Regions from separate parts of the Mus musculus genome. Here region 2 is linked to region 1. Evidence: chromatin loops called from intact Hi-C (ENCODE). Cell type or tissue: left cerebral cortex. All regions are shown on one strand. Links, peaks and the distances in the headings refer to the core of each region. The heading gives the core; the rest is flanking DNA. Region 1 has its middle 23 kb from the start of Gm23532. Region 2 has its middle 9.8 kb from the start of 5033403H07Rik.

Evidence for each region. A loop is a pair of places that touch in the nucleus more often than their neighbours do. Peaks named below come from ENCODE experiments on the same cell type or tissue, not always from the same donor. Only the 100,000 strongest peaks of a DNase experiment are listed, where the experiment ranks them.
Region 2: a loop joins it to region 1, with 3 times the contacts of the local background. A loop is called at or near these places in 1 of 42 quality-filtered maps.

Annotation. Positions count from the first base shown.
Region 1 is chr5:52,934,963-52,937,881 of GRCm38, reverse strand. No RefSeq gene overlaps it. Among named protein-coding and RNA genes, the nearest start is that of Gm23532, 23 kb to the left of the region's middle. In left cerebral cortex, for the core only: no CTCF peak of the experiment used is centred there; a DNase peak (open chromatin) is centred at 1,236.
Region 2 is chr5:53,000,643-53,003,561 of GRCm38, reverse strand. No RefSeq gene overlaps it. Among named protein-coding and RNA genes, the nearest start is that of 5033403H07Rik, 9.8 kb to the right of the region's middle. In left cerebral cortex, for the core only: no CTCF peak of the experiment used is centred there; DNase peaks (open chromatin) are centred at 715 and 1,816; H3K27ac peaks cover 963 bases.

The DNA.
Region 1 (2,919 bases), core at 133-2,632:
TTAAGGTGTTCTTACTCCGTGCCAGGCAGCATTCTGAGAGCTTGTATGTGTCATCTGTCTCACCCCCACAACCACCTACAGCAACAGAGAGATCTAGAGATCCACCCACACTGCACAACTGACCAGTGGCAGAGCTGAGATTCAAACCCCATGACCTGCCTACAGAACTTATATCCACTGTTCTCCAATTCTATACCTTACACATAATTACAACTTATATTAAAATCTTTATTAGCAATACTGACTATATAAAACATTAGGGAGCATTGTGACATTTGCATGTGTGCATACAATATAGCTTGATTGGATAATTTACAATTTTAGGAGGAAGAACAGATATTCTCTGTGTAACCCTAGCTGTCCTGGAACTCACTATACAGACCAGGCTGGCCTCAAACTCAGAGATCTTCTGCCTCCCAAGTGTTGGGCCACCACTGCCTGGCTATAATTTACAAATTTTAAATAAATATACCCTGAGTTGTCTGCCCAAGATTTCAGGTTTTTTTTTTCTTATTAAATCTACTTTATGTGTATGAATGATTTGCCTGCAGGTAGGGATTGTGCTACACATATGCCTGGCATCGGATCCCCTGGGATTGGAGTTACAGCCAGCTGTGAGCCTCCAAGTGGGTACTGGGAACTGATCTTGAGTCCTCTACAAGAGCAACGAGAGCTCTGAATCATTATGCCATCTCTCCAGCCCCAAACTCCTCCCCATGTTTTCATATGTATTTACTTATGGGGTTTGAGAGAGCCGGGTCTTGCAGACACACACATGTGGGATCAGAGGACAGCTGTCGGCTCTCTCCTTCCACCATGTGGATCCCAGAAACCAAGGTATATTATCAGGCTCGGCAGTGGGCACTTTCACCCAGTGTAATCTCTCTAGCGCCTGCTCAAGATTTTGAGGGGGTTTCTTTGTTTAGTTTTCTATTTTTCCTTAAACACAATCTCACTATATGACCCAGGCAAGCCTCACAGAAGACGTTTCTGCCTCAGCCTCCCAGCGCTGGAATTAAGTCACTCAACTCTCATCGGACAAGCTTCTTGCAGAACACAAATTAAAACAAAGATCCACAAGTGGGCAGTGGGCAGCTCTCTGGTTCTAAACTGGAGGTCTTCCTCAAGCCCCTCCCCTAAGGCTCAGGGGTCTATGCCGCAGAGGAGTCGGAAAGATTCTAAGTGCTGGAGGTGGAGGATGACTCCAAGGAAACAGAATCTTCTAGACATAGCAGGACCGATGCAATATGACTCACAGAAACTGTGACAGCACACACAGAACCTGCACCACGATGTAGGTTTAAGTCAGACAAAAATCCCAGCATTGATACCGGGAAGTGAATGCAAAGCCCCGCCCCTAACCAAGAAGCTCTTTCCAACTAACACATGCTGGGGGAAAAAATCTGTAGTTTCCAATGATGAAGATCACTTACTGGTATATCAGTCAGATTCAGAGCATAGCTGCAGGGAAAGTTGGCTAACACAAAACAGACACCGTGTTTTGTTTTGTTTTGCTGCACTTTTGTTTTTGTTGTTGTTGTTGTTTTGTCCTATTGATTTTCTTTATAGTGCGTTTGCTTTGATTTTTTGTTTTGTTTTTCCTGTTAGAGAGAGAGAGAGAGAACAAAAAAGGGGTAGGGAGGTGTTGGGGGAGGGGAAATGTGATAAAAAGTATAAAATTTTTAATAAAAATATTTTAAAGGAAACAAGAAAGAGAAGGTGTTCACTAATTAGAGTGCTGAGATCAAACGTAGGGCTCTGCTCATATTGGACAGGTGTTCCACTGCAGAGCTACCCGCAGCTCCGACACTCACTAGTTTGAATGGACTCTTTAAAGTCCACTACCTTGGAATCTTAGAAATAATCACTTTATCTGTATCTCTTCCCTTGCTTGCTTTGTTTTTCGTTTGTTTGCTTGTTTGTTTTACTTTCTTTCTAACGATTTATTTATTTTATGTATGTGAGTACACTGTAGCGGTACAGATGGTTGTGAGCCTTCATGTAGTTGCTGGGAATTGAATTTAGGACCTCTACTCGCTCCAGTCAACTCTGCTCACTCAGTCCCTGCTTGCTCCAGCCCAAAGATTTATTTATTATTATACATAAATACACTGTAGCTGACTTCAGATGCACCAGAAGAGGGTGTCAGATCTCATTACGGGTGGTTGTGAGCCACAATGTGGTTGCTGGGATTTGAACTCAGAACCTTTGGAAGAGCAGTCAGTGCTCTTACCCGCTGAGCCATCTTGTCAGCCCCTCCCATGTGCCTTCAGTTCTCTCTTCCTGTAACTAGATTTCAGCACATTGAATATCTATGGTAGCAGTGGGTATGCTTGTATTACCCCTGACTTCAGTGGAATACATTTTAAACTTTTGGTATTACACCATTAATGAGATATTTTGGATCGACTCTTTCAAGATACCCTGTCTGAGATTAAAATAGATTCTTTTCAGGACTTGCTTAGATTTTAAAATCAGCTGTTGGTATTAAATTTCATTAAGTATCTCTTTATGATTTATTCTGATAACCAAAATTTTTCTCCATAAATGTTTTACTGAAAAGGATTTTATTGCTAGGTTTCCCCATGTTGAACTATCTTGGGGGCTTCCGAATGAAGAGTGATGAGTATTTTTATATTGATATTTATAATTGAAATAACATTGAAATCCAATTCATGGTTTACCTAGGATATTTGCATCTGAGCTCATGAGCACATTGGATTACAGTTTTCTCTCTTCCTCTTTTATGTTGCTCGCCTCCTGTTTTGCTGAGTTATCGGATGGTGCTAGCTATGTCAAATGATCTGAGAAGTCGCTTTTTTCCCCATGCTCCAACTGTGGTCAGTAAAATGGAAATGCTTACGCCTTTTCTATAACTTGATTCCAGAATAGGCTGGACCAGTGTCTTCCTCTCAAACT
Region 2 (2,919 bases), core at 296-2,795, 66 kb before region 1:
CAAACTGGCATCAGGAAAAGCATGGATAAATGTCTGCTGTCTGGACCTAGAACCCTACTTTCCACAAACTCCAGGGTGAGAGAGGGTGAAAAATGACAGGCCTTTGTTGTTGGTGTTGTTGTTGTTGTTGTTGTTATTGTTGTTGTTGTTTCAAGACAAGGTTTCTCTGTATAGCCTGGGTTGTCCTGAAACTCACTATGTAGACCAGGCTGACCTCAGACTCAGAGATCTACCAGCCCCTGCCTCCTGAGTGATGGGATTAAAGATGTGTGCTGCTACTGCCCGGCGCACAGGATGTCATTTTTCACCCTCTCCCCAGTTTTCATGAGTGCTATGACACTCATCCCTCTCACCTTCCTCTTCTACCCTTCCTCAGCCCTGCTGTACCTCCTACTCACCCTAACCAAATGTATACAGCAGCCCAGCCTCTTTTCCCCAGTCTGTGTCCCTACAAGATTGGAGCAACCTGAATTCCCAGGGGTAATTTTGCACATTTACCACCGCCCGGCACAGAACAGAGGAATCAAATCACTTCCGTGACAAATGCATGGCTGAACAGGTAGCTGACACTAATTTATACCCTGGTGCTTTAGATTGCCATCAGCTGCCTTCTCTCAGCAGATTGCTATTTTTATCAGATCACATGAGCTGTGTGCCTACAGCGTGGGCACAGGCTCAGTTTTGAAGCCAAGATCATCTACTTCCACCTTTCCCAGAATGTGCTATCTATGCTCTTTCTGCCAAATTTTATATATAAGCTGTTTGGCTCATGTTACCTGGTACCAGGAAAAAAAAAAATCTTTCCATGTCCAAATTCTGGGTTTCCGGTTTCCAGCTGGGGTATGCGTCATCAGAGTACACTGGTGCAAGGAAGAGGAGAAACCAATCTGCTCGCTCACGTGAGGTGTGTTCATGGAAAACTGATTCTGCAGGCAGGGAGAAGACAGGCTCTGTGTGTGTTCATCCGGGTCCTGAAACTCTCTTGTAAGCCTCACAGGCAAAGCCTTTTACCTGCCAAACTGCCCTGTCCTGCTTCTGTTTCTGAGACAGTGTGTCATGTAGCTGAGGTTAGCCTCAAGCTCATTCAAGAGCCAAAGACGGCCTTGAACTTCTGATGATCCCATCTCCACCCCAAGTTCTGGGATTACGGGAGTGCAGCATCTCTATGGTAGGTCAGCATCTGGTAGGTGAAACAGAGCTAACTGCACTTGCTAGAACGAGGCTCCCAGTAAGCCCACCTCACAGGCACATTGAGGTTAAAAGTTAAAAGATAAAGTACAAATAAGAGCATTTCAAAAGTCTAGAGTCCTCAGTGTAGGTCACTATAGAAATGTTAGCAACAGTCTAGGGGCCCAAAGGCAATTCGAGATTCGGGATTCAGGTGAGCCGAAATCTTAGTGCATTTCAGTCTGAGACCATGCTAAGATGCAAACTGGGACTCAGTGGGCCACAGATGGGGCTCAAGAATCAGCATTTACACCAACACTTTTGGGACAGGATGTATCTAAATCCTCACAGTAACTCTCTGGAGGCTGGAGCAATGGCTCAGTGGTTAAGAGCACTTAAGTGCACTTCCAGAGGACCTGGGTTTGACTCTCAGCACCCACATGGTGCTGTAACCCCAGATGCAGGGGATCCAATGCCTTCTTATGACCTCTATGGGCATGAGAAGTTCATGTGATACACATAAACACACATGCAGGCAAAACACCCATGCAACTAATAAAATAAGCACATAAATCTAAAACAGTAACACTTAGCTGCATTGCCCACTGGAAGCACAGGAGAGGCTGCACCGTCCACTCCAGGATGATTCAATTTCATCAGCAGGGTGCAGCCATGGGCAGTTAAAGAGGCTGGAAGGATGGCTCAGGGCTGCTCTTCCAGAGGATATGGGTACTAATTCTTAGCACCTACACGGAAGTTCACAACTGTCTGTAAATGCAGCCCTCGGTGATCTGATGACCACTTCTGGTGTCCACAGGCACTGCACACACACGGTGGACAGACATACATGCAGGCAAAGCATTCATAAACATAAAAATTTTTAAAACAAAAAGAAAGGGAAAAGCTGGGCAGAATAGCACATGCTTTTAATCCCAGTACTCGGGAGGTCGAGAGGCAGGCAAATCTCTGATTCTGAGGCCAACCTGGTCCACAGAGTGAGTTCCAAGACAGCCAAGGCTATCCCCACAGAGAGAGTTCTAGGACAGCCAAAGCTATCCCAGGCTTATCAAGGATTTGGGAAATGGTGAGATATGTGGAGCTTTCAAGATTATAAGAAGCATTTCTTTCTCTCTTCCTTCTTTCCTTCTCCTTCCTTCCTTCCTTCCTTCCTTCCTTCCTTCCTTCCTTTCTTAACTGAATCAGAGTCTCTCACTGAATCAGCTCAGTGATCCTGCTAGTTTAGCTAGTCAGTATGCCCAGAGACCCCCAAGCACTGGGAATACATATGGGCTACTAAGCCCACCTGACTCTCAGTTGACTTTGGGGATCCAAACTCTTGTAAACACTTCATCTACTGTGAACTGCTTCACCGGCTCCTATTTGTTGCTGTTTGTCTGCTCCTTTGGTTTTTTTTTTTTTTTTTTAGACAAGGTCTCACTGGGTAGCCAAGGCCAGCCTGGAATTCATTCTGTGACCCAAGGCTAGCCTCAAACTTGTTATAATTCTACTGCCTCTGCCCCAGTGCTGAAATTACAGGCACGAGCCACATGCCTGGCTATTTACTTACTTACATATTTGTTTATATTTGAGTTTGGAGACAGAATCATCCTATGCAACCCAGCTGACTTCAAACTCTTCATCTTCCTGCCACTGCTTCTGGAAGTGCTGGCAATACTACTGTATGGTACTACACCCTTCATGGACTGCACCTTCCTATCATCCTAACTTGACTTTGCCCCCGGGGGAATGCAC